3 separate regions of the Homo sapiens genome follow, and all the other regions are linked to region 3. A link is a loop called in an ENCODE intact Hi-C map of the cell type or tissue named here. Cell type or tissue: HCT116. All regions are shown on one strand. Links, peaks and the distances in the headings refer to the core of each region. The heading gives the core; the rest is flanking DNA. Region 1 has its middle 35 kb from the start of ZNF287. Region 2 overlaps ZNF624 (zinc finger protein 624). Region 3 overlaps ZNF287 (zinc finger protein 287).

Region 1 (10,609 bases), core at 5,058-7,557, 53 kb after region 3:
GCCGGCTCCCCGTCTCCTTCCGCCATGAGTGGAAGCAGCCTGAGGCCCTCACCGGAAGCAGATGCTGGCTCCGTGGTCCTTGGAAAGCCTGCAGAGCCATGGGCCAAATAAGCCTCTTTTCTTTATAAATTACCTTCTTCAGGCATTCCTTTTTAGCAACACAGACAGACTGGGAGGGTGACCCAGCCGCACATCCAGGCTTCTCCCTAGCTTGCTTTCTTTCTTTTTTTTTGAGACAGAGTCTCGCTCTGTCACCCAGGCTGGAGTGCCATGATCTTGGCTCACTGCAACCTCCGCCTCTGGGGTTCAAGCAATTTTCTGCCTCAGCCTCCCGAGTAGCTGGGATTACAGGTGCCCATCCGGCTAATTTTTTTGTATTTTTAGTAGAGACGGGGTTTCACCAAGTTGGCCAGGCTGGTCTTGAACTCCTGACCTCATGATCCACCCGCCTCAGCCTCCCAAAGTGCTGGGATTACAGGTGTGAGCCACCGCGCTTGGCCCTCCCCAGTTTTCTAAAGAGGGACCTGGGCTCCTCCCCTCTGCAGCCATGGGTATTTAGGCCAGGCATCTTGGCAGGCATTAAACCAGTATCAAACCCATCAGGGGTTTCCCCCATGAGGTTTCAGCACCTTCAAGAGACTTAACACTCATGTTGAAATTTAATCCCTAATGTGGCAGTGTTGAGAGGTGATTTGGGTCACGAGGGCTCTGCTCGTGAATTAAGGGATTAGTGGGTGAATGGATTAATGGGTTATCATGGGAGCGGCATTAGTGACTTTCTGAGGAGGAAGAGAGACCTGAGCTGGCACCATCAGCCCCCTTGCCACATGATGCCCTGTGCTGTATCAGGATGCTGCAGAGTCCCCACCAGCAAGAAGTCCCCATCAGCAGCCCCTTGGCCTTGGACTTTTCAGACTCCATAATTGTAAGAAACAAAAGCCTTTTGTTTATAAATTACCCAGCTTCAGGTATTCTGTTACAAGCAACAGAAAACAGACTAAGACAGCCGAACTACTAAGCACCCAGAATGCTCTGACATCATGGGCCAGCGTGTGTGGCTAGGGGAACCCAGGCACACATTTGAACAGAGTCCAAAGGGACAGAGGATAAAAGATAAAAGGGGTGGGACTCTGAGTTGGAGACAGCCCTGGGGCTGGGCTGACTGACCCCGCTTCATCAAGAGGGCAGGTTCTTGTTGCCTGGAAACTGATTTTAGGGCAACACAGGGTTTTCCCCCTTTGCCAGCAGGTCACTGCAAGATGAGCTCATAAATAAAGGCTGAAGATCACAACCGTCGCTGGGTTTCTGAATATCAAGCATGTAGATCTCAGGAACCATCAGATCACCATCTCAGTAGGTTCTTTTCTTAACATCCAGGGAAGTCTTAAAGCCCCTTGGTGCAAAGCAAGTGCATTTATTGATTCATAAAAACGTGCAGATCAGTACTTTTCAAGAAAGGAACATTTTGAGGAGGAGCCCCTTTTATGGGGTTATCTGTGTTGTCATGCTGTGCAGTAACTCATCCACCTGGGGTGAGGGTGGTGGCAGAGTGGAGGAAGTCACTACTGTTATCAGGGACTCGACTTGGGATCCACTTGATCCTGACTGTGTTGGGGAGAGCCTTGACCTCTGACCTCCCAGGCGGGGTTGGAGGATTCTGGTGAACTAATTCTGTGTAAAACCCTTGCAGGCCTGCCCCCGCCCTTTCCCAAAGTGCCTGACTGTGGGAGAGACTCTTCCTACATCCAAGGAGTGCTGTCCCCTCCCAAAAGGGAGTGTCCACCATCCGTGCTGCAGGCTTTCCCCTCTACAGTAGAATTTGTGCCCTGGGCTGCCCCTCTCCTCTCAGTTGGCCTTTCTGCTTGTGTGGACTCACAAAGAGTGCAGGAAGCAGGACAGGGCCCACCAGGTGTGTTGCAGGGGGGCAGCCTTGCTCTGCGCTCCACCCAGCGTCATGTTCACCACCAGGCGTCTGGGGGTTTCGGTTTCTTCTGGCTCACAGGGGTCATACGAGGACCGCAGGCTGCTGTTCATTGGATTTGGCAGGAATGTTATCACCCTGGGCTTTGGGGAAACCTCTTCTGCCAGCCCCCTGCGGTTGTGCTTTGGCTTCCTGATCTTGCCAGGCCTGCTCCACGCCCACGGCTTTACATCTTTGCCACCAACAGCTTGGCACAACTATGCAATGACTACCACCATGAGATGCTGAATCACCTCTTTGTAAGGCACTTCCTGAGGGCCCAGCTGGGGAAGGGTGGGCAGTGCGATCCCATGGGCGTCCTCAAGTCCTCCCACCCTAGGTTCTGCTCCCAGCCCCGGGTTCCGGGTTCTTCTCATTGGAAGTTGGTCTTCTGCTGCCCTTGTTATGAGGCCAGTCAAGGGAGGAGTCTCGGTTCTCCAATTATAGGTGCCTTCTCCTGACCTCCAGTTTCTGAGGGCCTGGACCCATCTTTGGCAAGTCCCAGGGCAATCAGAGCAGTTCAGACCTTTCCAAAAGAGCACTCAGCAGCGCCTGATCCTTGCTGAGCATCGTGGAGAATGGAGGAGTGTGGTAGCGAGCTGAGGACCTGAGTTGCTCTGGGGACTTGGTAACTGTCCCATCTCCTCTTTGAGCCTCTGGGGTATGGCGGCCGATTGAGAGTCTTCCATCTCTCTGGCTGACTGCCTCTCTCTGTCTCCATGGAAGAATCACGCCGACCTTGTTGAAACCATCATCCAGGTGCTCTGGAGGCAGCGCCTGCCTGGACCAGAGCAAGTTCAGCCGTGAGCCCAGCCTCTGTGGCTCCCTGCTTGGGATCCAAGTGCTTCCACACTGCATCCCTGGTGGTCAAGGTCAAGGTGAGGGTGTTCCTGGACTTGGGGGAGGGGACTGAGAGGGAAGGCCAAGGGAGCACTGAGACTCAGCAGTGTGCCCCATTTAGAGGCAACTAGGGGAAGGGCGGTGAAGTGCAATGATCCGGTGCTGGGCTGGACAGAAGTGTGTGCCCAGCGACAAGGCACTTCTCTGTGAGCTCCAGCTTCTGCCTCTGGGGGGTGGGAGACGGAAGCAAGGTGTGTTGTGCTGAGCGCACACAGATCATGTATGGGGTTAGAGAGGGTTTTTGAAAGATTTTCCTTCTTTTGTTTTTGTGAATTGAGGGACTCAATTCAGGAGGAGATGCTGAAAGAAATGATGGCATGGTATTCAGTACTAAGAAGAAATGAGTTATTACAAAGACATGGAAACACATGGAGAGACCCTAAATGCCTATTAGTAAGTTATAGGAGCCAATGGAAAAAAAGCTACATACGGTATGACTCCAACTACGGGACATTCTGGAGAAGGCAAAATTATGGAGACAGTAAAAAGATCAGTGGTAGCTAGGGGTTGGGGGAGGGAGAGATGAACAAGGACAGCACAGGGGTTTTTAGGGCTGTGGAACTACTCTGTGAGATACTATATTGGTGAATACATGTTACACATTTATTCAAACCCATAGAATGTACAACACTAAGAATGAACCATCATGTAAACTATGGAGCCACCATGCCCCGCCCTTAATAATTTTTAAGTGTAAAGTTTTGTGGCATTAAGTATATTTACATGGTTGTGCAACCATCAACATCATCCATCTCCAGAATTTTTTAATCTTCCTCAACCAAAACTCTACCATTAAAAATAACATCTCATTCCTCCCTACTTACAGTCTCTGGAAACAACCATTATACTTCCTGCCTATGAACTTCAGTAGCCTAGAAACTTCTTATAAGTGGAATCATACAATATTTGCCCTTTTGTGACTGGCTTATTTTACTTAGCATGATGTCTTCAAGGTTAATTCATGTTGTAGCACATGTCAGAATTTCCTTCCTTTTTAAAGCCAAATAATATTTCATTGTATGTATATAACACATTTTGTTTATTCATTTATCCATTGATGGACACTTGGATTGCTTCCACCTTTTGGCTGTTATGATAATGCTGCTATAAACACTGGTGTACAAATATCTGTTCAAATCCCTGCTTTCAGTTCTATTGATTATATACTCAGAAGTGGAATTGCTATTTCATGTCATATTTCTAGGTTAAATTTTTTTGAGGAATCACTATATTATTTAAAAAAGCAACTACGTCAGTTAGCACCTTACTTCTGCAAGAATGGCCATAATTAAAAAGTCAAAAACAACAGATGTAGGCCTAAATGTAGTGAAAAGAGAACGCTTATACGTTGCCAGTGGGAATGTAAATTAGTACAACCTCTATGGAAAACAGTATGGAGATTTTTTAAAGAACTAAAAGTAGATCTACCATTTGATCCCACAATCCCACTACTGGGTATCTGCCCAAAGGAAAAGAAGTCATTATATCAAAAAGACACCTACACGTGTATGTTTATTGCAGCAAAATTCACAATTGCAAAGATAGGGAACCAACCTAAGTGCCCATCGGCCAGTGAGTAGATAAAGAATACATGGTATATATACACCATGGAATACAACTCAGCCATAAAAAGAACAAAATTTTCTGTTTTCTTTTAAAAATAATAGCCACTCTAATGAGTGTAAAGTGGTTTCTCATTGTGGTTTTGATTTGAATTTCCCTAATGACTAAGAATGTTGAGGATCTTTTCATGTGCTTATTGACCATTTATCTGTGTATCCTCTTTGAAAAATGTTTATTCGTGTCCATTGAATAATTAATTTATAACTTATTATTTCATTAATTAATGTAATGAAATTAGTTTTGAACTGACATTAATTTATAATCGACAGGTAAAAGTTATATATGTTTATGGTATACAACATGATATTTTGATATAAGTATACACTGTGGAATGACTAAATCAAGCTAATTAACATATGCATCATCTCACCTTTTTTTTTTTTTTGAGACAGAGTTTCGCTCTTGTTGCCCAGGCTGGAGTGCAATGGCGCGATCTCGGCTCACTGCAACCTCTGCCTCCTGGGTTCAAGCGATTCTCCTGTCTCAGCCTCCCAAGTAGCTGGGATTACAGGTGCATGCCACCACTCCCGGCTAATTTTTGTATTTTTAGTAGAGATGGGGTTTCCTCATATTGGTCAGGCTGCTCTTGAACTCCCGACTTTAGGTGATCTGCCCACCTTGGCCTCCCAAAGTGCTGGGATTAAAGGTGTGAGCCACCACGCCTGGCCTACATACTTATATTTTTTGTGTGTGGTGATAACACTTAAAATCTCTTAGCAATTTTCAAACATACAACATATTAACTATAGTCACTATGATGTACAATACACCTAAACGTATTCCTCCTAATTGAAATTTGTACCCTTTGACCAATATCTCCCCAACTCTCCCACACCCAGTCTCTGGTAATATAAGTTCAACTTTTTCAGATTCCACATATAAGTGAGATCATGTGGTACCATGTGATATTTGTCTTTCTGTGCCTGGCTTATTTCACTTAACATAGTGCCCTCCAGGTTCATCCACGTTGTTTCAGACAACAGCATTTCATTCTTTTTAAAGGCTGAATATTACTCTATCATGTATATATACCACATTTGCTTTATCCATTCATCCATTGATGGATAAAGCTTTGATTGTTTCCATATCTTGGCTAATGTGGAAAATGCTACAATGAACATGGAAGAGCAGATATCTTTAGGAAGTAGAGATGTCATTTCCTTTGGGTATATACCCAGAAGTGAGGTTGTTGGATCATATGGTAGTTCTACTTTTAATTTTTTGAGGAAACTCTATACTGTTTTCCATAATGGTTGTACTAATTTACACTCCCACCAATGGCGTACAAGGATTCCCCTTTCTCCACATCCCAGCCAACACTTATCTTTTGTCTTTTTGATAATAGCTATTCCAACAGGTGTAAGATAACATCTCATTGTGATTTAAATTTACATTTCTCTGATGATTAGTGATGTTGAACATTTTTTCATATGTTAGTCATTTGTAGACTTTTGAGAAATGTGTAATCAATTCCTTTCCTCGTTTTTTGATCAAGTTGTTTATTTTCTAACTATTGAGTTGTTCACGGTCTTTATATATAGGTTGTCTCTTCACTCTGTTGATTATTTTCTTGGCTATGCAGAAACTTTTTAGCATAATATAATTCACTGGTTTATTTTTGTTCTTCTTGCTTGTGCTTCCAGAGTCATACACAAAAAATCAATGTCTGGAACAATGTCATGAAGCTTTTCCCCAATGTTTTTTTCTAGGAATTTTATGGTTTTGGGTCTTATGTTTAAGTCTTCAGTCCATTTTGAGTTGATTTTTGTGTATGTTGTAAGATAAAGGTCCAATTTTATTCTTCTTCATGTGGATATCCAGTTTCTCCAGCACAATTCACAGAAGATACTGCTTTTTCCTCATTGTGTGTTCTTGGCACCTTTGTTGAAAATCACTTCACTGTAAATATGTGGACTTATTTCTGGGCAGTCTATTCTGTTCCATGAGTCTGTATGTTTTTATGCCAGTACCATGCTGTTTTTATTACTATAGCTCTGTAGATTTTTAAACCAGGCAATGTGATGCCTCTAGATTTGTTCTTTTTGCTCAAGATGGCTTTGGCTATTCAGGGTGTTTTGTAGTTCCATATGAATTTCAGGAGTTTTTTTTTCCATTTCTGTGAAAAATGACATAGAAATTTTGATAGGAATTGCGCTGAATCTGTAGATTGTGTTGGTAGTATGGACATTTTAACAATATTAATTCTTATAATCCATGAACACAGTATATCTTTGCATTTATTTGTGTCTTCTTCAATTTCTTCCATCAATGTTTGATAGTTTTCAGTGTACAGATCCTTGGTTAAATTTACTCCTTTTTTGTAGCTATTGTCAATAGGATTGTTTTCTTGATTTCTTTTTCAGATAGTTGTTAGTGTATAAAAACACTACTGATTTTCAAATGGTGATTTTGTATCTTGCAACTTTACTGAATTTATTTTGTTTATGAGTTCTAATAGTTTTTTGGTGGAGTTTATAGTGTTTTCATGTCCTTCACAGAGAGAATATAACTTTTTCTTTTCCTCTTTGGATGTCTTTTATTTCTTTCTCTTGCTTAATTGCTCTGGCTAGGACATCCTGTACACAAATATTCATGGAAGCTTAATTAATAATGACCCCCAAACTGGAAACAGGTAGGTTCCCAAATGCACTTTTAACAGAATAACATTTTTCATACTTTTGTTAATGTTTTTTCACTTACCATTATACATGGATAATTAAATATTCTTCCATAGCATAATTGATAATGGCTTGATGGCCATTCTATGGATTCTAATAGTTTATTCAATCAAGGCCTTGGTTTTAATCATTAAAGTTTTTTTCCTCTCATTTTGACTATTAAAATAATTATGTCTCATCTGGCTGTTTACAAACAGGAATCTCCTGTTTTTAGTCAATAAATAAAATATTTAGAAGCGGCACTGAAATCCCATGGGTTTTATATACACCCCAGGAAGGGATAGACTGGTGGAGCAAAGCTTGGGTTTGAAAAGCTCCAGTGGAGGAAGTCCCCAGGCCCAGACTCAGGCCATGCCAGAAGAAAGGAGAAGTTTTGTCTGAAGCTGTGCTTGGTAACACTCCCCACCCTCCCACCCACCTGATATTCTCACGCCTCTGCCTTGTCAAGACATGAATGAGGCCCAGTTTGTGCCCAGGTCATTTTGCGCTTTGCCATATGCTGTGTGGAAGCTGCAGAGTGGCCATTGTGGTGCTGGTCAAGAAGGGAGTGCCAGAAGATTGACCTTTGTCCCTAAAGAGAACACCTGGCTGAGTCCAGGGCCTGGTTCGAATCCAGTTCCAGGGAGCAGGGAAGGTACTGAGCCAGTCTCTTCCACTGAGTGCATTCCAAGGGTGTTAATGGAGAGTCTTAAGGGATCAGACACATGCACCCTGGGGATCCTCTGTTGCTTTTGTACCAGCTCATAGAGTCCTAGTAGCCTCTGTGAGCTGAAAAAGCCTATTTATCGCCTTGGAATCAGCACTCCTGCCAACAAGGGTTAATCGAGATGGGAAGGGAAAGAATGTGCAGCATTATGTGACTGTAGTTTGTTATGGTATTGGTGGAGTGAAATTGTGAGAAGGCATGGGAAATGTATTTGGAGTCTTATAAAATCTTTATAACTCTGAGTCAGGTTGGATCTGGGTCATTACCGAATTCCTGTGATGTAGGGAAAATCATGTCACCAGTTACATCTGCTGAGATTCTGCCAGTCAAGTGGTCTCTGCCTCCCAATATTAAATGTCCTTGTCATCTTGTTATGCTATATTAGCAGGGAGAGGCTACTGAGGCTGTCTTGGGAATGACTGAGCCTCTTTGCTGTTTCCAGTCTTGTAGCTTCAACAGAACATGCCATCCATGCTGACCTTATTGAACAAGTCAATCTCATCCAGAGGTGTAGTAGGTGGTGGCCCAGGAAGGAAATCTGAGAGGTTTCGAGAGTATCTCTCCAGTTCTCCAAGACTTTCTCACACCCCAAATCCCCGTGTCTGAAATCCTGCTAGGATTAGATTCCTTTGGCCCATGAAGGAGTTTTTCTTCTCTGCAAGGCTCCTATGGATGTGAAAGTGGTGATCTCACTGTCACCATTCATCGTAGAGGAGTTTAAGAACCATGAGAATTCCAAGATATCCTGCAGAATTTCCAGGAGCAAGCTCTTGGGAAATTGGACAGAGCTAGCCCCAGGCAGGGCATTTTCTCACCACTTTTCTCTGTGCTACTCCGGTTTTACTGGTCACATATCTGCAGTGGACACAGAGTTCCCAGAGAGTGTGGAAGGCATCAAGGACCACAAGTCTGTGGGCTGGATCCAGCTTCAGCCTGATTTATACTCTAACTTCTTTCCCTCTGACTTGTAACGCTCCGAGCACTGGCCACACAGAAAAGCTACCAGGAGGGAGATAGCAGCTTTTCCCTCAGAAAACATGAGTCCAGAATCTGCCCAGAAGGTGTTTCTCACCATAGGAAAAGAATAGTGATCCTGCTACGCTGATCCTCCGCTCACATTTCCAGATAGACCTGGATTGTCCTGGGACTCCCACAGCCTGGGGAATTGGAGCATCAGGATTTTCCTGGCGATAATATGGCCATAAGGGACAGAGTAGTTCACTGCTCCTGTGAAAAGATTAGGAGAAACTCCTGGTGCAGATGGGATGACAGAGTTTGAAAGTTTTGAATCCTGCTTACCTCAGTTATTATGAGGTAAAAGCTCATTTTCTTCTAGGGATTTTATATGGAAAGAATAGGCCTCCTTCTCTGATTTCTATGGGATGCAAAAATTCTCAAATACAGAGAAGGCAATGTCAAAATTGTAAGGATGTGATTGCCCAAGGCAGGCAACAGATGCAGGAGCAGGACGCACTCCCACATGCAGCTGCTGAGTGTGCAAAGCTTTTCAGAAGGCTTTGGGCATGTGAATTAAAAAGCCTTATCAATATGTGTTACTTTGCCTAAGAAATTCCATTTTTTTATGATCCCATGGAAACAATTAAGGTTGTTTGCAAAGACTTTCCTGCAGGGTTATCGAAATTGTATTTATAATAGTGAAAAATTAGAAGCAATTTTAGCTCTTGGTTCCATAAATAAAGTCTATATTTTCGAGGTATGACAGGTGGGGAAGGACACTCAGGTTGGGTTCCCCAGAAAGTTGTGAGATGGAGATTTGTATGGAGGCTTTCATATCACAACCTGCAGAATAGAAGAGAAGAAAGTGGGATTGGGTAGAGGGAGAAGTTAGGCTGCTATGCAGTCTCAGTAAGGGTGCCAGTTGACCCCAGGAAGAGCTGCAGAACTGAGACAGCCCTTCAAAATTACCCCAACTTTGAGTGGAAGGGCCAGAACTTTGCCCCTATGTCAACTAGTCATTGGCTGTGGCTGTCCCAGGAACGACGTGTGTTCCAGGGCGACGGGATGCCCTTCAGCTGAGGGCTGTCTGCAAGCCATACTCCCAGCAGCTGGAGAACAAATTCCTCAGTTCTGAAAGGGGGTCGTGGGTGGCACCACCTGACAGCCACTGCAGGCCACACCTTCCACCACTTGGATTCACTTCTTCATATAAGTTTTAGGAGAAACAACTCTAGGATCCTGGTGGGTCTCTTTTTCCAGGAAGAAACTTGTAAGAGGCCAAGGGATGGACTGCAGCCACCGTCCCCACTGCAGTTGGTCTTAACCCTGCAGTTGACAGTGATTGCTGCTGTCCTCTGCTGTCCATTCCAGGTGCCCCTCAACCTCCACTGGCACCTCTGCTGGTCTTGGTGGCTTCCCAGTGGCATGATCCAGACATTCATCCCTGAGCCCCTGGTCACCATGTGCCTCTCAGGCTATGGCTACTGCACTTATCTATTTACTATGAAAATGGGGCAAGGTAGTACAGGGAGCTTTCCAGTATTAAAGTGCATTACCTGGGTGCCAAACATATTTCTCCCTTCCCCCACTGTGATTAACACTGTGTGTTAATCGCCCTACTTCCTTCTAATCATCAGGATCAAATACCCCTGTCGGGATGGTGACTCCTCTGCTTGCTGGCTGGCTCCTTGGCAGCAGCTGTAGTTTACAGCTCAAAAGAACGCTTGATGTGTTTCCCAAGGGAATTGTTTCGACCTCTAAAGCTACAGAACGGAGGTTCGTGGG
Region 2 (10,609 bases), core at 5,064-7,563, 95 kb after region 3:
TCACTTTTCTTTTTCTTTCTTTCTCTCTCTCTCTCTTTTTTTTTGGATACAGGATCTTGCTCATCGCCCAGGCTGGAGTACAGTGGTGCAATTTTGGCTCATTGCAACCTCCACCTCCCCAGTTCAAGGGATCCTCCCGTCTCAGCATCCCAAGTAGCCGGGATTACAGGTGTGTGCCACCATGCCTGGCTAATTTTTGTATTTTTTAGTAGAGACAGGGTTTCACCATGTTGGCCAGGCTAGTCTCGAACTCCTGGCCTCAAGTGATCCACCCACCTCAGCCTCCTAAAGTGCTGGGATTACAGGCATGGGCCACCATGCCCAGACATTCCTTCTCACTTCTATTCAACATTATATCGTACATTTTGCAAGGGAAATTTGAAAAGGAAAAGAAATACAAGGTACCCAGACAGGAAAGGAGAAAGCAAATTTTGATTTGCAAATGATATAATCTCTCTATACAGTTAATGTTATCTTGCATATAAAACCCTAATAAATCCACATATACACAAACAATTTAGTTCTATTAGAATAACCTAGTTCAGCAAGGTTCAGGATACAAGATCTATATGTGTGTGTTTAAGTCAATTATCTGTATACACTATCAATAACTATTTCAAAAGGAAATTAAGAAAAAATTCATTTATAATAGCAAAAATAAGAAAACACAGGAATGAAGTTTTAACAAAAGATGTGTAAAACATGCACACTGAAAACTATAAAACTACAAAACTGAAAGAAACTAAAGAATACATAAATAAATGGGAGGACAATCGATGTTCAAGTATGGAAGACTTAATCTTGCGAATATAGCATTACTCTCCAAATTGATCAACAGATTCAACATAAGACTTATAAAAATTCCATCTGGCTTTTTTTTTCCTGAAATGGAAAAGCTGATCCTAAAATTCATTTGGAAGTGAATTTGTTTTTTTAAAACAATACTGAAAAAGAAGAAAGGTGAGGCACTCATACCTCCTAATTTCAAAACGTACTTCAAAGGTATTTCCAAAACTTAGTTCAAAGCTACAGTGCTCAAGACAGTATGGTACTGACATTAGGATAGACATTTACATCAATGGAATAGAACTGACAGTCTAGGAATAAATCCCTACATTAATGGTCAGTTGATTTTTAATAAGGGTACTAAGACAATGAGTAGAGAATAGTCTTTTCAACAAACAGTGCTGAGACAACTGAATATTCACATGCCAAAGAATGAAGCTGAATCTCTACCTCAGACCATAAACAAAACTTAACTCAAAATGGACTATAGACCTAAATGTAAGAACTAAACTATAAAACTGTTAGAAGGAAAGACAGAGGAACATCTTCATGACCTCCGATTTGGTAATGAATTATTAGATATGACACCAAAAGCACACTAGACAAAAGACAAGAAGAGATCATTAGGACTTCATTAAAATTAAAAACTTCTGTGCTTCAAAGGACATCATCAAAAACTCAAAAAGCCAACCGAAGAATGTAAGAAAATATTTACAAACCATTTATCTGAAAAGGGATTTGTATTTAGAACATATAAAGAACCCTTACAAGTCAAACATAAAAGGACAAATAACCCAATAAAAAATGGGCAAAGGACTTGAATAGATATTTCTCCAAAGGAGATATACAAGTGGCCAATAAGTATGCTCAAGAGAAGATGCTGGAAGTTCTTAGTAATTAGGGAAATAAAGTCTCTAAGATACAGTAAGCTACCACTTCACACCCAATAAGATGTGTATAATCAAAAAAGCCAGACAATATCAAGCGTTGTTGAAGAAGTAGAGCAACTGCAACACTCATACGTTGCTGGTGGGAATGTAATATGGGGCAGCTGCTTTGTAAAACAATCTGACAGTTCTCCAAATGGTTTAACATAGAATTATCATATGATCCAGCAAAATTCCAACCCTAGGTATATACCAAGAGAAATGAAAACACATGCTCACACAAAAACGTATACACAAATGTATTAGCATCATTATTAATTGCCCCAAAGTGGAAACAACTCAAATACTCATCAACTGACAAACGGATAAGTGATATGGATAAGCTATATCCATACAACTGGAATATTATTTGGCCATAAAAAGGAATAAAGTACTGACACATGCTACAACACACATAAACCTTGAAAATATTATGCTAAAATGAAAGCAGTCACCAAGGACAACATATTATATCATTTCATTTATATGAAATGTCCAGAATAGGCAAATCTATACAGATGAAAAGATTAGTGGTTGTCAGAGGCTGTAAGGAGGGGGAATGGAGAGTACTGCTAGTGGGTATGGGGTTTCTTTTTCAGGGTGATGGAATGTTCTGTAATTCCATACAGTGATGGTTACAAACTCTGTGAATATATTTAAAAACCACTGAAATGTATACTTTATGAATTTTATGATATATTAATTACATCTTAGTAAAGTGTCATTAAAAATACTGCCAGAAGGACAATCTTTTTCTTCCCTCCCAGGGGAAAATCAGGTAAATAAATAATCATAAAAAATCAAAGGTTTGTGTTGTGTGAAGAACGAATGAAAAATTGATTGTAGAATGTAGAAGTGTGAGTTAACTTTGAAACATAAAACTGCTGCGACAGTTTGGATGCCTTCCCCCAAAACCTCATGTTCAAAACTGATCCCCATGTTGGAGATGGGGCCTAATGGGAGGTGTTTGTGTCATGGGGCTGGATCCCTCATGAATGCCTTGGTGCCATCCTCATGGTAATGAGTGAGTTCTCCCTCTATTATTAGTAGTTCCCATGAAAGCTGGCTGTTAAAAAGAGCATGGCCCCTCCCCTCTCCCTCTCTTGCTATGTAGTCTCTATACACACTGTCTCTCTTTCCTTTTCACTGTGAATGGAAGCAGCCTGAGGCCCTCACAAGATGCAGATACTGGCAGTATGCTTCTTGTACAAACTGCAGAACTGTGAGCCAAATAAACCCCTTTTCTTTATAAATTACCCACTCTTGGGTATGCCTTTATATGGCAACAAACACACTAAAACAACTTCTAAGAATGTTGAGGGCATTTTGATCTTGTGAAAGTAAATTCACTTAAGTATCCTTTATTCAGAAACTGAACTTTGTCAAACTGAAGAAACTATTACTATAACTAAAGTTTTATTTTTATTGCAAAAAGTTCCTAGGGAGCTAAAAGAGTACCCATTTATTTCAAATTTCACCATCCCAGACCAACTCTATTCATAATTTAGACAAATAAAATTGGAAACCTAATATATAATACCCAAAAATTGTTGATTCTAAGATAATACACTGATGCATACAATGGAAACCAGAAATCATAAGCCTCATATTCTCTACCTCAAAGACACTGGGCAAATAACATTAAGCCAGACTGATGTAAAAGTTTCTTTTTGATAGAGTTCGAGAAAGTAAAAATTAGCTTATACTGAGAAAGTAAAATTCTGCCCTTCCACACCTCAAGCTAGAATAGAGATACAGATAAAACCAACTGACAAGTTAACGGCAAACAATATTTCTTCTAAAGTCATTCTGCAGCTGTAAAATGTCATAATTACCCGTTTTGAGCAACTACTGCTTTCTTACTCATTAGACACCTCATCTTTTAAAGTCATAGACTGTCAGAAATTGTGTAGTCTGAAATCACATCAGAAAGAATGAAAGTGACTTTGATGCTGAGAAGCAGTTATTTGCAACCCAGATGCAGACTTTCACATGAGGGGTTTCTGAATATGTCATTTTACATTTAACTTTGTATTTTCCAAGGAAATAGGACTCCAGATCCATTATGCAGTCTGGACATGGTATTGACTCTTTTATACAGAGCCTATTTTGCTGTAAGCCTATCACATCCCTGATCTCATTAAAATTTCATCAGAATTCCCTCCTTCGTCAAGATTATATAATAACCCAGCTGGGTGCCATGGCTCATGCCTGTAATCCCAGCACTTTGGGAGGCTGAGGTGGGCAGATCACTTGAGTTCAGGAGTTGAAGACCAGTCTGGCCAACACGGTGAAACCCCGTACACTAAAAATACAAAAATTAGCCGGACATGGTGGTGGGTGCCTAGTCCCGGTTACTGGGAGGCTTTTAAAGGCTTATTATCTCCTCTTCATCTTGAGGCTATGCTTATCTAGTTGTTTGTTGTTGGTAAATTAAGTTGTTTACCAAAAGTTACAACATATATACTGGCACTATGATACTCAGAAAATATCAAGACTCTTTGTCTTGATGTGTTCCTTTTGGTCTGATTATAATAATCATGCAATAAGAGTTCTTCATCAATCTTCTATAGTTTCTTTGTTAGACGTTTGTACTAAAAAACATGTACCTGTAAAATAAAAGACATTTAGCACTGAAATTTCTTCTTTTAAAGGACTACGCTACAAAAAAAAAAAAAACAAAACACTAATTGAAAATGTCAGCCGGGCGCAGTGGCTCATGCCTGTAATCCCAGCATTTTGGGAGGCTGAGGCAGGCAGGTCACCTGAGGTCAGGAGTTCAAGACCAGTCTGACTGACATGGTAAAACCCCATCTATACTGAAAATACAAAAATTAGCCGCCCGTGGTAGTAGGTCCCTGTAATCCCGGCTACTCGGGAGGCTGAGGCAGGAGAATCGCTTGTACCCGGGAGGCAGAGGTTGCAGTGAGCCAAGATTGTGCCACTGTGCCTGGGTGACAGAGCGAGACTCCATCTCAAAAAAAAAAAAAAAAAAAAGAAAATGTCAGCAATAGTTATAAGAAAATCAAGCAAATACAAAACCAATTAAATTAAATTAATAACTTATTGATAGTTATTATCAAATCACTGGTTCTATTAAAAGTAAAATTAAACTAAGCTATGTTTAGTATGTATAATAAAAAGGATGCAGAATTTAGGGAAGAGCCAGACAGAATTAATCTTCTACCAGGGACTCCCTTTGTCAGAACAAAAATAAACCATATGAATTGTACACCATGTCAAAAAGTATGGCATTTTCTAAGGTTTATGGTTCAAAGTCTAAAACTATGAATATTTCTACTCTAAGTTTTTAAGAATCTAAGCTATCGTATGTTAAAAAGAATTTAAAAAATCATTTCAAAAATACTATGTATAAAACTGAATCTCAGAATGTATTTTCTCATAGAAGCAAAAGTAAAAACCACATTTTACAAAAAACATCTCTGGAATAAAACCAACTTTCAAAGGATAATTTTAAAAAACTTAAAAACATAATTCTTCTAAAAGCATAGTGAATACTTGCCAAAGATTTACATAAGTCATTAATGAGGGATCAGAAGCTTGACAAGACAGGTTTAAAGGAGATGCAAGAAACCGATGTACAGATAGTGGAAAAAAGAATGCTGGAATAAGACTGCAAAATTGGATACAAACCTGGTTAATGTCCTACAGGACAGTAATACCATAACTTTGGGGATTATCTTTTATCCTAGCAAAAATAATTGCAATGTTTCAATCTTCTACAAGTTAATATCTAACTTTTAGGATCTAAATATTAATTAATAGTAAATGGTAAGTCAAACAACATAACCCTCCCCTGCTATGTCAGATAACCCTTAGACAGGCTTGTTAAGACAATGGTCTAATATGACTCTGAAATGGCCTACATTTATCTTTTATTTATTTCTAAGTTTTGGATAATTTTTCTTATCACAACAAATTTCTGATTTTTATTTTTTCTGGAAAAATGAAGTGGATTCACTACTCACATATAAGAAATCCTGAAGAAATAAAATATCTAAACCAATTTAAACTCATCTTAACACTATTTCCACAATGTTGATGTACTCTTGGTATTTTTTAATGGCACAGTATTGGGTCTTACAATGCAGCACAAGCTTCAGACTACGTAATGATAGGATATTTTACCATTAGTAATCACGATGTGACTATCTGGCTAGATTACGGCTGCCACCTCTGAGAGAAATGAAATCTGTTAAATTGATGCCACCAGCCCTGGGGCTACCACACCAATCAAATAATCATTGTGAACTTGCAATTAACTGGGAACATTGAGAATCAGAGGCAGTAAAATAGGCATTTTCTCTGTATTCATTATATGTACAACAGTAGGTATTACCTTTACCAATTGTGTTTCTTCTGCCTGAAGGTGAAGATCTTCATCTGGCTGGGTAACTTCAGGGCTCTGATGGGATACAGGATAAGATCATTCAGTGATAGGCTGCCTATGACTTACAGCAGAGCCTCAACAAGCACCACCAATCCACTGTGGATGCAGTGTATACAGGATGACCTCACCTACTGTTTTACTTAGGGCTGAAATCAAAGTCCCATTGTAACATGCAATCATAATCTTTCACTTTGTTTGGGACAATGACAAACACACGTAAGATTGAAAAAGATATAACTGCTTTTAAAAAAGAACCTATCAAAACAAAAATAAACTTATAATAAAGTGCCTTCAGACACTACATAATTCTACTTTTTCATATTGGGATGAAATCTATTTCTCAGAAAGTATCTATCTTGCTCAAGAATAACACTCAAAACCTACTAACACTATCTGTTTTCTACAATTGAAAAATCATTACAGTGTTTGGTGGGGGGATGTGGCTCAACAGTCACTCAGGAAATATTTCAGCAACCTCTCATAACATTGTTTTCTTCCAAAACTTAGAAACTGTATCTCCATGAGGGCCTTATTTATTTATTTATTTTTATTTTTATTTTTTATTTTTTTTGAGACAGAGTCTTACTCTGTCGCTGCCCAGGCTGGAGTGCAGTGGGGCGATCTTGGCTCACTGCAACCTCTGCCTCCCAGGTTCAAGTGATTCTCCTGTCTCAGCCTCCTGAGTAGCTGGGACTATAGGCACACACCACCATGTCCGGCTAATTTTTTGTACTCTTTTTTTTTTGTGGAGACAGAGTTTCACCATGTTGCCCAGGCTGGTCTTGAACTCCTGGGCTCAGATAATCTGCCCACCTCAGCCTCCCAAAGTGCTAGGATTGCAGGCATGAGCCACTGCGCCCAGCCCATGAGGGCCTGATTTTATGAATGCAATGAAATTTTACTTTACCTTCTAGTTGTAGTTATCCATTTCAGATGCTGTGCCATTTAAAAAAATTATGGATAATAAAACTACATAAAGATCACTATGAAAAAATGTTATGCTAACTCTCCCTCAACAACATCTTGTCTAAAAATGCACAAATATTCAGATTCCAGAAAATTAATGATGATGTGAATCTTCTATCTCTGATAGAGACGGGTTGATCCCGTGATACACGATTAGACAAATATGGTTATACCTGGTGATCAAGGGCAACATTTTGGTTTTATTTATCTTTTCAAGGGTATTTTAAAGGACTATTTACATGTTACATATTCTGGCTACAAAGAATAAAAGACCACAATCACGGGTTATTACAGATCATTACTATAACAAATTATATTTGTTGGTATTCTCTTTCTTCTGAATCTATTTTAAAGTCACTGCTAAAACACAGCTTTTATCACATTAATAATAATCCCAAGGACACTCAAACACACACACACACACATTTAAATGTCTTCAGGGAAACATTAAAAGATTCATCTTAAATATCTAACTTCCAGCCCTATCTGTCACAACTTTCCAACTTGAATCACAAGCTCACCCACTGTTCTCTGCCTCTGAAGCCTTGCCCTTAAACCCGTTTCTCACCTGAACTATCTTCATAAATACTTTATGACAATTAAAATCTCACTTGTAATTCAGTACCAGCTTAAATCTAACTATCCTTATGAACTTTCTATGACCAGTTTAGCCCACACTATCATCCCATTTCTTTCTTTACATAGCACTCATCTTTATCATACCGATAAGCAACTACTGTTCACCCAAATAATGTAATTATTACTTTTGTACATTTTACCTCAATGAAACTGTAAATTCCCTAGAGCCAAGCACTGTCTTAAACATATTCTCTCAATGTAATCTATTAAATCTAATCACTTCTTAATGAGTAGAAAAGAGATCACTGAGAGTGGCACAAGGGGAATGGTTCCTGTGAATCAGGGCTGGGGTATGTGTTTGTGTACATATATTTTCCCCATAATTTCCTATATAAAATTTTCCAATTGAAAAATATTCCATTTTGCTGTCCCACAAATAACTAAAATTTCCTGGGAACAATACAAATTTAATATCAAAATTAAAGATGCCTGTCATAACTAACGACAGCTCAGATATTTTTTGAAAGATCATGTGTCCTGATATTTGGTTAAGTAAGTATAGTGAATCGTCCCATAGTTTACTACCCTTACTGTGAACCCAATTTTCATGGGTCTATTTAGTTGAGTTCCCAGAAGGGGTGTCGGGGGAAGTAGAGAAGTCGCAAGCCTTCAGGCAAAGTAAACATGCTCTCAAACCAAGATAGTAGGTCAAAAACAGGGAATCCCAACTTACCAGGCGTCCAACTGAGAAAAACACAGCAGCCATAATCTCTCCCTCTGGTTTCCCCTCTCTGGAAAGAGTGGAGTCTTGCAAAGACATACCTAAGGAAGAGAAATAAGCCATGGAAACCAATCCTGCCTGGGGAATTTCAGACTCACCAAGTTGGAATCCTGACATACAAGTGAGCATGACCTCCCTAAGGAAGCACAAGAGTAACCCTTAAGATCAGTGAGGGACAAAGACCCTTGCTCCGGCAGAGCTCAAGATTTTAGCACTGTTAACTATAGTCACAACTAACAGGCTAGCCATTGTACAAGGAGGTTTTAAAATACTTTCTCATTTTATTTTCACATCAACCTAGTAGGAATAATATTCCCATTCCATAGATGAGGAAACTGAACCTAAAAAAATTAAAGTACCCAAGGCCATGCAGATACATGACCCCAAATCAATCTAATTCCAAAGCCCATACCTTTTCCACTGAATCAACATGCTGTGTGAAGTACGAAAAAAAATACTTCAGTCTTTCTTTGCCACAATCACTTACTCATCTAACAATTAAATATTCTAAGAATCTCCTTTTCTTGCCTTTCCCACGAAGAGTCTATTTCCTAACATTTTCAGAGATCTGTTTCATGTAAAGAGAACACTACGACTTCAAAATTTAAATGATATTGGAAATCTTGATTTACCCCTCCGAATCTGATATTCAAATAGATCTTTATCCTTTCTATATCAGGCAAACTTAAACAAAAAGGAAGCAGGTATAATAATAATAATAATAATAATAATAGAAGAGACATGAAATTCAGTGCACAAAGCATTAAGCTATAGTCTTTTTATATTGAAAAAAAAGTATATACCTAATAAAAGTTTTATCCTATGGAGCAACAGGGTGGCAGAGATCTTTTCCAGGGATGCTTGGGCCCTGCTTTTCTACCTTTGGCTAATGATATGTATGGCCTTGCTGAGGCTGAGTTTGGTTCAAGAACCAGGAGTGCCTGATGTAGGATATCAAACAGTACAGATTGTCAATATAAATTCTTCTAGGATGGTAATACTAGCCTCATGAATCTTTATTCATGAGGGCAGTGACATAATAAGTATTAAGTTTTTGTACAAAAAGTGTTATAAGCAATTATATGGTCCTGCAAGTAGGGCCTTTGTTATGCTTAAACATGTGGAATCTGCTCCTTCCCTGAATGTGCACCTTGCTTCTCATAACGTTCAGTAGCTTTGCTCAATAAACATAGCAGAACTTAATCTAACCTTACAGTGTCTAACAATCAGAAGCTCATCTGAAAAGATACTTGAAGTACTTAACCATTATTCTCTGAAAAACAAGAATATATAAAGCAAGGTTATCAAGAATGCAAAGAATATTAGAGATATAAAAATTAACTAGATATGGGTATACTGAAACATATACTGTCAGATTAATGTATTAACTCAAGGAGGAGACCAGGGTTAGTTAAATCAAGAAAATATGTAAATATCTTGGCTGGGCATGGTGGCTCATACCTGTAATCCCAGCACTTTGGGAGGCCGAGGCGGGCAGAGCACCTGAGGTCAGGAGTTTGAGACCAGCCTGGCTGACACGGTGAAACCCTGACTCTACTAAAAAATACAAAATGATCAGCCAGGTGTGGTGGTGCACGCCTGTAGTCCCAGCTACTCGGGAGGCTGAGGCACTAGAATTGCTTGAACTTGGGAGGTGGAGGTTGCAGTGAGCAGAGATTGTGTCACTGCACTCCTGCCTGGGCGACACAGCGAGACTCCATCTCAAAAAAAAAAAAAAAAAGTGAGTATCTTAAAAATGTAGAGTGACCTGTTTCATGACACTGGGGCTTTCCTAGGCACAATGAAAAGGTTTTGGTGGAAGAGAAACAATGAGAAGTTGAGGGAGGAAAGCGGTACAGTGTGGAGATAAAAGAGGTAAAGAAAGAATAGTCTGAGGGGATTCCTGTATTGAAGCCTCAAGGTAACCAGTAAGTGGTTTTGCCTTATGCCAGTGTTTCTCTAGATTTTTCTGTCATAGAGCCTTTTGCAAATCTAATGAAAATTATGACTCCTCTCCTGTTTTCTAATGAAAACGCCACATGTATAACTAGAGGGGTCTCAAATCTGAGAATGCAAAAAACTCACTGGATATGCTTATTAAAAAGGAAATTATTTGGCCCCATCCAAGATCAAAATCAGGATCTCTAGATGTGAGGCACA
Region 3 (9,824 bases), core at 27-2,526:
TACTTTATACCTACTTTTTTCCTTCAGGATGACCTTGAATGTCAAAACCTAGTGAAATCAAGGCTAATGTGTATTGAAAATTCATTTAAGCTTGAGGCATTTAATTTTTGCCTGTTTAACTAAATCTCTACACATCTAATGTTATATACACATTAGTTTCTATCATAACATATCTTTCATTAAGCTTCTCTTTAATATTTCCATATCTGAGGGAAGGTGTAACCAGTGGTCACATAGAAATCTTTAAGATACTTCCAACTGTTTTTTTTTCAAACCTACTGGCTCCATATGGCAGTTATGGCATAACAGGAGAAGGGGAAGTAAAACAGGGAAGGGAGTCCTTTACATATTTTAAGGCTTCAAAGCTGGGAATAAAAGGCCTGAAAGCAGCTTACTCTTTTCTGTAATTTTAAGATCACTCTCTAGTGTGAAATCTCTATTTGATGGACACCTTCCTAAGTTACACTCATAAGGCCTCATTAGGATGTACAGTTGACCCTTGAACAACACATTTGAACTGTACAGATCCATTTATACTGGAATTTTTTTTTTCAACTGAACAGAGTTTGAAAGCACATTATTCAGGGATGGGAAACCTGCATAGATGTAGGGCTTTTCATATACACAGGTTCCACCAGGCTGACCGTGCAACTTGAGTATGGGTAGATTTTCGTATACATGGGTGGTCCTGGAACCAATCCCCCGAGTATACCAAAGGATAAGTGTACTTGAAATAGAGAGTTGATGAGTTATGTTTTTGAATACCCTTCACAGGGTTTCTTTCTGTAATGAATTAAAATCATATCAAATTAAGGTTAAGAAGTCAAGTTTCCTTCTTAAATTTCACATTAAATCTAAATAGGTTATATCCATACCACTACTTCTGATACTTCTGCTGAGTATCTAACATATTGCACTTCTTCAGACTTCTTCTGAATGTTCTGACACATAGAATGCACAAAACAAAATTGAAACAAAGTTGTAAAACCGAATTGAAGTTTCCCTTATCCATTAATTACGATGTTTGGCACCTGTATGAACACGTTGATGCTGAATAAGGTTTGTACTCTGGGTGAAGGTTTTACCACATATACGACATGCATAGGGTTTCTCTCCTGTGTGAATTCTCTGGTGTTGAATAAGGCATGTTCTCTGGCTAAAATCCTTATCACATTCATTACATTTATAGGGTCTCTCTCCAGTATGAGTTCTCTGATGTTGATTAAGTGATGAGGAATAAATGAAAGCTTTCCCACATTCATTACATTTATAGGGTTTTTCTCCAGTATGAATCCTTTGATGCTGAGTAAGATTTGCGCCTTGTCTATATGCTTTCCCACATATATTGCATTTAAAGGGTTTTTCTCCATTATGAATCCTCTGATGTTGAGTAAGGTGCACACTCTGGCTGAATGCTTTCCCACACACACTGCATTTATATGGTTTCTCTCCAGTATGTGTTCTATGATGTTGAGTAAGATTTGCACTCTGGCTGAAGGCTTTCCCACATATATTACATATATAGGATTTCTCTCCAGTGTGAGTGGTTTGATGTTGAATAAGGGTTGAGGAATGAGCAAAGGCTTTTCCACATTCATTACATTTATAACACTTCTCTCCAGAATGAATTCTCTGATGTCGAATAAGGTAAGTACTCTGACTAAACACTTTCCAACATTCATTGCATTTATATGGTTTCTTCCCAGTATGTATTTTTTGATGCTGAAGAAGGTGTGTACTCTGACTGAAAGTCTTCCCACATTCATTGCATATATAAGGTTTTTCTCCAGTATGAACTCTCTGATGATTAATCAGTGATGAACTATGACTGAAGGTTTTACCACATTCCAAGCATTTATATGGTTTCTCTCCAGTATGTGTCCTTTGATGGATGGTAAGGTGTGCACGCTGACTGAAGTCTTTCCCACAGTCATCACACTTATAGGGTTTCTCTCCAGTATGAATTCTCTGATGTATAGTAAGGTGTGCACGCTGGCTGAAGGCTTTACCACACTGGTGGCATTCATATGGTTTTTCTCCAGTGTGCATTCTCTGATGTGCAATAAGGGATGAGATATGCCTAAACTCTTTCCCACATTCTTCACATTCATACGATTTCTCTTTGGCATGGGTACTTTGGTGTTTCAGGAGGGATGGGTATTTCCTAAATTTTTTCCCACACACATTACACTTGTAAGGCTTCTCTCCAGGAAGTATTTTCCTATGTACAATACCATATGAGACATGATTGAAGGTTGCCCTGCCTTCATTATACACAGAAGTTTTATTATCTAATTGGGTATCAAACTGTACAATTAGGTTTGAATGCTTTTCAAAATTATTTCTATATATATCATATTTACTAAGACATTCTTCTGTAGGATCATATTCTTGTGAAAGGACTGACTTCAAACTGAAACCTCTTTCATCAGTGTGAATTTTCCAGAAGCCACCTTTTCCTCGCCTCTCTAGTCTATCATCGTAGTCATATGAGTCTTCTAATTTGATGGTATGGGTTTCTTCCTTTGTGAGTTTAGACATATCCTCCACTGGAGTACATGCTTGGGCTTTAGTTTCCCATTCTGAAATAAAAAATATATTAAAAAATCTTCATTTATTTGGAGAAAGGAAACTGCCAAAATAGAAACAAAAGAATAAACATAGATAAAATGCCCAAAGACAACAGCTCTGAAAACCTCATCATCATGGTCTTTAAAACTTGGGAAAGGAGACAAAGAGGGCAAAAAAAGGGAGACTAAGTTGTTGAAAACAGACAGGTTCTTCATATTCAACATGGACACAGAGGGAATAAAACAGATTAAGTCAGGTGACAGAGCTAAGAGAAGTCAAAACAGTGATAACACTGTGTGGGATAACTTGGGATGGCCTCATGGATTAATTTATGTAATGTGTTCATAAAGTAGACATGCTGACTCTCATCACTCTCTCTTCCAATCTGCTCCACACAATCCCACATAATATTCCTAAAGCAATTTCACTGAGTGCTTTCTATGCTCAAATATCTCTAGTAAATCTCCCATGGCCTAAAACAATGGTTCTCAAGGCAGTCCTCCCAATAGCAGCATAAGCATCACTATCATCTAGAAATGTGTTAACATTATTGGGTCTCACCTGGACATACTGAATCAGAAACTCTGGCAGTAGAGCTGAGTAATCTGTTTTATTAAACCCAGCAGTTTTGCTACATACCAAAGTTTAAGGACTAGTGGCTTAAAGTATAAAAGTTAAAAAGTTTAAAATACCTCCACTTGGCACTCAGTCCCAAAATAATTCAGCCCTTTCTATTCTATTGTCTCCTACTACAACTCATGTTCAGCTTAATTTAGTTATCCACTACTTTTTTTTTTTTTTTTTTGAGACAGACTCTGTGCCATCTTGGCTCACTGCAACCTCTGCCTCCCAGGTTCAAGTGATTCTTGTGCCTCAGACTCCCGAGTAACTGGGATTACAGGCAGGAACCACCATGCCCAGCTAATATTTCTATTTTTAATAGAGACATGGTTTCACCATGTTGGCCAGGCTGGCCTCAAACTCCTGGCCTCAGGTGATCCGCCTGCCTCAGCCTCTCAAAGTGTTAGGGTTACAGATATGAGCCGCCACACCTGGCCTAAAGTTATCCACTACTTCTTCATAATCTTCTCTAGATGCCATGCTAATCCTAGACTCTAGGCCTTCTTTTACGATGCCTTCTCCACCTATTAAAAAAGATGTTTATAGTCCAGCTCATATTTCTCTCTACAATGCTTCTTTGAATTTAAAATACAGATTAGAGGCCAAGCTCTGTGGCTTACTCCTGTAATCCCAGCACTTTGGGAGGCCAAGGTGGGTGGATCACTTCAGGTCAGGAGTTTGAGAGCAGCCTGGCCATCATGGCAAAACGCTGTCTCTACTAAAAATATAAAAATTTAGACAGATGTGGTGGTGTGCACCTGTAGTCCCAGCTACCTGGGAGGCTGAGGCATGAGAATTGCTTGAACCCAGTAGGCGGAGGTTGCAGTGAGCCATGATCGCCCCACTGCACTCTAGCCTGGATGACAGAGCAAGATCCTGTCTCCAAAAAAATAAAATAAAACACAGATTAGGTTGAATTATGTAGGAAATTGCCTTTTTTTATAGGTCAAAATGGCTGAATGTCAGCAACCTTATATGGTTCAACCCAATATAGTATTGGGCTCATGACAGAATTTGGCTTTATATGAGTACAGTCATGGATTTCTTAACAATGAGGATACGTTCTGAGAAATGTGGTGTTGGTCGACTTCATCATTGTGTGAGCATCATAGAGTATACTTATATGAACCTAGATGATATATATGTATATATATTTTTTTCCTTTTTTAAATATGGAAAGCTAAATGTACCAGCACTATTACTGATATCAATCACTTCCCCTACTTGATCTGCAATACAAATATTAAGTGCTTATGCATCAGGCTTCTATATATGCTCCATTGTTGTCTTATGGGACCACTGTCATACATGCAGTTTGTTGTTGACCAAAACATCATTATGCAGCACATGACTGTAATTCACAATTCTGTACATTTCTTATATTTCCAACCTAGATGCAAATTCTGGAAATAGCTTATCCTTCTTTCACATTTCGTTTAGAAAATGGCCCAAGACTCTGGATATGGTGGCGACTCAACTGAAATGGTAAAATAAATGACATTAACATTTAAAAAGGAGAACTCAGATGAAAGCATACACAGATGTGCATGCATACACATAACCAAACACACACACACACACACACACACACACACACACACACACCCCAAACCAAACCAAAAAGGTTGACCCTCAATCTAACCTGGCTGTAATAAGGCAGCCAAATATGTATTTGTTGGTGCCTATTATTACGTTTCTCGTATAATTACTTAACACAAAATTTAAGTTACAACCTCTTTCTCCTTTGAAACCAGGTGGGAAACATATAACTTGCAAATATCAAGAATTACATAATGTAATTTAATCAAATATGGAATTTATAATATAGCAAAAATGGTACTAAATACTTCAGAAACTTTCTAAGAGGCAGATCATAGTATAATACCTTTACAAATATATCCATTCAATTGAGTAATATGCAGTAATTGAAAATGACAGCTACATCATCAGTAAGAGACTAGTTATTAATAGAATAAGGGATAACAGAATATTGATAACTGATAGGTAGGTCTAGTTTAAGGACTAGTGGCAGGACACATTAAGTGAAAAAAAAAGCAGGTGTATAAAAAAATGTAGAGCAAGATCCTAGCTGTGTAAAGATATGCTATTTGTGTTACAGACAGACACAGACACACACACACACACACACACACACAAAATCTAAGGGGAGAAGGTCCTGGTCATGACTGAGGGGAGAGGGACACTTAATATTTGCTTCCTTGTACTCCTTGAATTTACAAATTACTTTTTTTACTTTTATTCAAATACAAAATCACAGTTTACCTAAGAAAATGTTTAGGAGTAATGTTAAATGAAAAAAGAGTATCATAACAAGCATGAAAACACATCAGAAGTGGAAAAAGATTACCAAAATGCTAATAATGATATTATAAGTTTTCTGGTTTCTAATTTTCAGTAAATTTGCTATATTACTTTTGTTGCTATTTAGTACTAGTAAGTAGTTATATTCCACTCCAGTAGGTGTAGCAAAATAAAAAGTAATAAAAAAGAAAAATAGAAAATAGTTATATTACTTTTATGAAAGAAAAAAATTTATAAACCAACTTTCTCAAGCTAGGATTTGTTATTCCCCTCCCCAGAAGAAAATGAGAATGTGGATGGACTATACAAGTAGGTGTGTATATACACAAAAAAGAGATGAGATGATACCAGAAGTTGAGTTCAACTTCTATGCAATCAGTATCAGTCTATGACAGATTGTACATACAACTGAAAAGTACTAAAGTTATAATTAACAAACTTAAAGTGACAAGGCTGAATAGTGATCATGAATAAATTGCTACTATAAAAGCACTTTTTTTTTTTTTGAGATGGAGTTTCGCTTTTGTTGCCCAGGCTGGAGTGCAATGGCGCGATCTCGGCTCACCACAACGTCTGCCTCCCAAGTTCAAGCGATTCTCTTGCCTCAGCCTCCCGAGTAGCTGAGATTACAGGCATGTGCCACCACGCCTGGCTAATTTTGTATTTTTAGTAGAGACAGGGTTTCTCCATGTTGGTCAGGCTGGTCTCGAACTCCTGACCTCAGGTGATCGCCCGCCTCAGCCTCCCAAAGTGCTGAGATTACAGGCATGAGCTACTGCACCCGACCGATAAACGCACATTTTAAACAAATTAGTTTACTAAAACTTCTGAAACAGATCATTAAGCAGGGTTTAAATATGTGTTTATCACTAAAACCAGAAAGGATTGGTTAGAAGTGTTATCTGTTGGTTAATAAGGACAAACAGTGGTATAATATTTCTAAACAGAGGAGATTAATGTTGACTCAGGTAATCAAGGAAAGCTTCAGTGGAGGAAGTGTGATTTGAATTGAACCTCAAAGAATGGCAAAGTACTGTATAAAGAACAATAAACCATAAAATATAATAAAGAACTATAAAAGATCTGAGACAGTAATGGCCATCAAACCAATACTACTATTCTGTTTGTTAATTACCAAAGTTTCCATTTCCTGAAGTGTGACTAACCTACTTCCTGAAGTACCCTAACCAAAGGTAGATTCAACTTACTATATCTCTGAGCTGGCAAGAAAGCAAAATCCTCACAGGCCAAAAATTAAGTACAAGCAGGAAGGCAAGAAGTCAGTAATAGTTGAAGTTGACTGCCTGAGACAGCTCCTCAATCATGTTTGATGACCTTAAACTTCCATTTTGAGGGTACAAGGGACTCTGGGGCTAGAAGACAAAGGCTGGGGCCCAGCCAAGGAGAGGAGGCTGACAGGAGTCCCTTGAACAGAGGACTACACACTATGTAAGAACAGGCTAGGCTAGAAAAACAAAACCCCAAAACCTCACCTCTAAAAGATGAAAAAAGGAACTGTCTTTCTCAGTCTTGGTGCTCTTTGGAGGGAGAAAAATCCCCCCTCTCCAAATGCATAACTATACATTGCCCTTTCTTGAGTATTCAGAGCCCAAATTTGTGCTCTCTGATGATCTAAAAAACTCCTCATGTTGAGAAGTTAAAGTGACTTCAGACTGCAAGTATCTCCCAGAAGACTATCCTGGCTCTAATCCAGGCTTATTTCCATTACACTATGTATGTTTTCTCAGTGCCTAGAGTGTGCAGAATTTGTTCCCCAGAGAATTTAGTGTGCTGTAGGTGTATTTTGTATTTTGCCAACTAAGGCATATAAGGCCATAAATTATAGAGAAGAATTAGCTTTTAAAGTTTATGACCCTTAAAATACCTAATGACCAAAGTTAGTTTTTTAAAAAAGTGAAACAATTCACTCTAAGGTAGCATATCTTTTTTTTTTTCTTTGAGACAGTCTTACTCTGTCACCCAGTGGGAGTGCAGTGGTGTGATCTTGGCTCACTGCAGCCTTGCTCTCCCGGGATCAAGTTATCCTCTCACTTCAGCCTCCCTGGTAGCTGGGACTACAGTCATGCATCACCACAACCAGTTAATTAAAAAAAATTTTTTTAGTAGAGACAGGTCTCACTATGTTGCCCAGGGTGGTCTCAAATTCCTGAGTTCAAGTGATCTGCCTGCCTCAGCCTCTCAAAGTGCTGGGGTTACAGGTGTGAGCCACTGTGCCTGGCCATATCATATTTGTCATTATTGTTTAATTCATTGTTGTATACTAGCATCCATATTGGTGGACATACAAGAAGTCAGTGTCTTAGATTTAAAAAATGGAATGTCTGGGTGCTATGGCTCACACCTGTAGTCTCAGCACTGGAGGCCAAGGCAGGTGGATCACTTGAGCCCAGAAATTGAGACCAGTCTGGGAAACATGGCAAGACCCTGCCTCTGCAAAAAATACAAAAATTATCTGGGCGTGGTGGCACACACCTGTAGTCCTACCTACTCAGGAGGCTGAGGAGGAAGGATCACTTGAATGCAGGAGATGGAGGTTGCAGTGAGCCATGATCACACCATTGCACTCCAGCTTGGGTGACAGAGTGAGACTCTGTCTCAACAACAGCAATAAAATAAAATAAAATAATAAAATAAAATAAAAAATGGAATAAAAGCAAGATGCAAGAATATACATAGTATACTTCTTTCATATACAAAAGAAGATAATATATTAATAATTTATTTTTGCAAAGAGAAACATGGGAAGGATACATCAGAAACCAATGATCATGGTTACCTATAGGGAGTAGGTGGGAAGAGAGCAGAAGGAAAGGAAATGTATACCTTTCTATATAGTTTTTGAGTTCTCAGCCATGTTACTGTTTTTGCATACTCAAAAATGTAAATTAAAAATAATTTTAAAAAGCAAAAAAACACTATCCTTAGTGGTATATATTCTAAGGACAAAAAGGACTTCAAAGAAATCTTGAACTTTCTAGACTGTTTGTTATACTAATGTGAATGTGAAACTATTTTTGTGTGTAACATATGATATAGCAAATAAGTAAATATACTGATGTTGTTGGAAACCAGGTTATTCACTGTATAAGAAAGGAGATACAAAATGGAATATGGGAATATAAAAAATGGAATATCCTTGTGGTGTCAGATTTGAATTGGAGTTTAAGTATGAACTCCTGACTTAAAAGAACTAACACACACACACACACACACACACACACACACTTCCTAGCTCTATCCACTGAACAGAAGCAATGATACCCATAAACAGTGAATACGCTTATGGCCCAGATCTTGGTTTCTAAGTACCATTCCCTACTAAAATGAATCAGGGTTCCTTAGAGAAATCCCAAGTCTAAGGTGAGCATAAGGTGAGCCTAAAGAACATCTGGCTGTGCCAGAAAGCAAGGAAATGGTTGAAGACAAATTGGGACATGTCAAAAAGATGCTGGACTTTTGTTTGATGCTAGAGTGCCCAAATTTGGGACAATTGAGCATCAAAAACACAAAATAAAATGTAAAAACTGGAATTAATGGACTGATAATAAATACATACACATCCATATATATATATATATTTTTCTTTTTTCTGAGATGGAGTCTTTCTCTGTTGCCCAGGCTGGAGTGCAGTGGCACAACCTTGGCTCACTGCAATCTCCACCTCCCGAGTTCAAGCGATTCTTCTGCCTCAGCCTCCCAAGTAGCTAGGACTACAGGCACGTGCCACCACACCCAGCTAATTTTTGTATTATTATTATTTTTAGTAGAGACAGGGTTTTACCATGTTGGACAGGCTGGTCTCAAACTCCCGACCTCAAGTGATCCACCTACCTTGGCCTCCTAAAGTGCTGGGATTACAGGAGTAAGCCACCATGCCTGGCCGACTAATAATATATTGAATTTTTAAAATTTCCATTAGTCAACAGTGGTGTATATATATATATATATATATATGGGGTGGGGGAGGGAGAGCTCTTCTTTTTTTTTTGAGGTGGAGTCTAGCTCTGTTGCCCAGGCTGGAGTGCAGTGGCACAATCTTGGCTCACTGCAACCCCCGCCTCCCGGGTTCAAGTGATTCTCCTGCCTCAGCCTCCCGAGTAGCTGGGATTACAGGCACCCACCACCACGCCCAGCTAATTTTTGTATTTTCAGTAGAGACAGAGTTTCACTGTGTTGGCCAGGCTGGTCTTGAACTCCTGACTTCGTGATCCGCCCACCTTGGCCTCCCAAAGTGCTGGGATTACAAGCGCGAGCCACCGTACCCGGCTGAAAGGGCTATTCTTTAATGA

Evidence for each region. A loop is a pair of places that touch in the nucleus more often than their neighbours do. Peaks named below come from ENCODE experiments on the same cell type or tissue, not always from the same donor. Only the 100,000 strongest peaks of a DNase experiment are listed, where the experiment ranks them.
Region 1: a loop joins it to region 3, with 2.0 times the contacts of the local background. A loop is called at or near these places in 1 of 110 quality-filtered maps.
Region 2: a loop joins it to region 3, with 3 times the contacts of the local background. A loop is called at or near these places in 1 of 110 quality-filtered maps.

The regions. Positions count from the first base shown.
Region 1 is chr17:16,598,625-16,609,233 of GRCh38, forward strand. No RefSeq gene overlaps it. Among named protein-coding and RNA genes, the nearest start is that of ZNF287, 35 kb to the left of the region's middle. In HCT116, for the core only: no CTCF peak of the experiment used is centred there; no DNase peak of the experiment used is centred there.
Region 2 is chr17:16,641,257-16,651,865 of GRCh38, forward strand. ZNF624 (zinc finger protein 624) reads right to left here. Exons shown (of 6, transcript NM_020787.4): 2 at 8,402-8,490; 3 at 6,073-6,138. The coding sequence starts at 8,488. Among named protein-coding and RNA genes, the nearest start is that of ZNF624, 7.3 kb to the right of the region's middle. In HCT116, for the core only: no CTCF peak of the experiment used is centred there; no DNase peak of the experiment used is centred there.
Region 3 is chr17:16,550,845-16,560,668 of GRCh38, forward strand. It overlaps ZNF287 (zinc finger protein 287), which reads right to left. Exons shown (of 6, transcript NM_020653.4): 6 at 1-2,582. The coding sequence ends at 1,012. Among named protein-coding and RNA genes, the nearest start is that of ZNF287, 13 kb to the right of the region's middle. In HCT116, for the core only: no CTCF peak of the experiment used is centred there; a DNase peak (open chromatin) is centred at 1,019.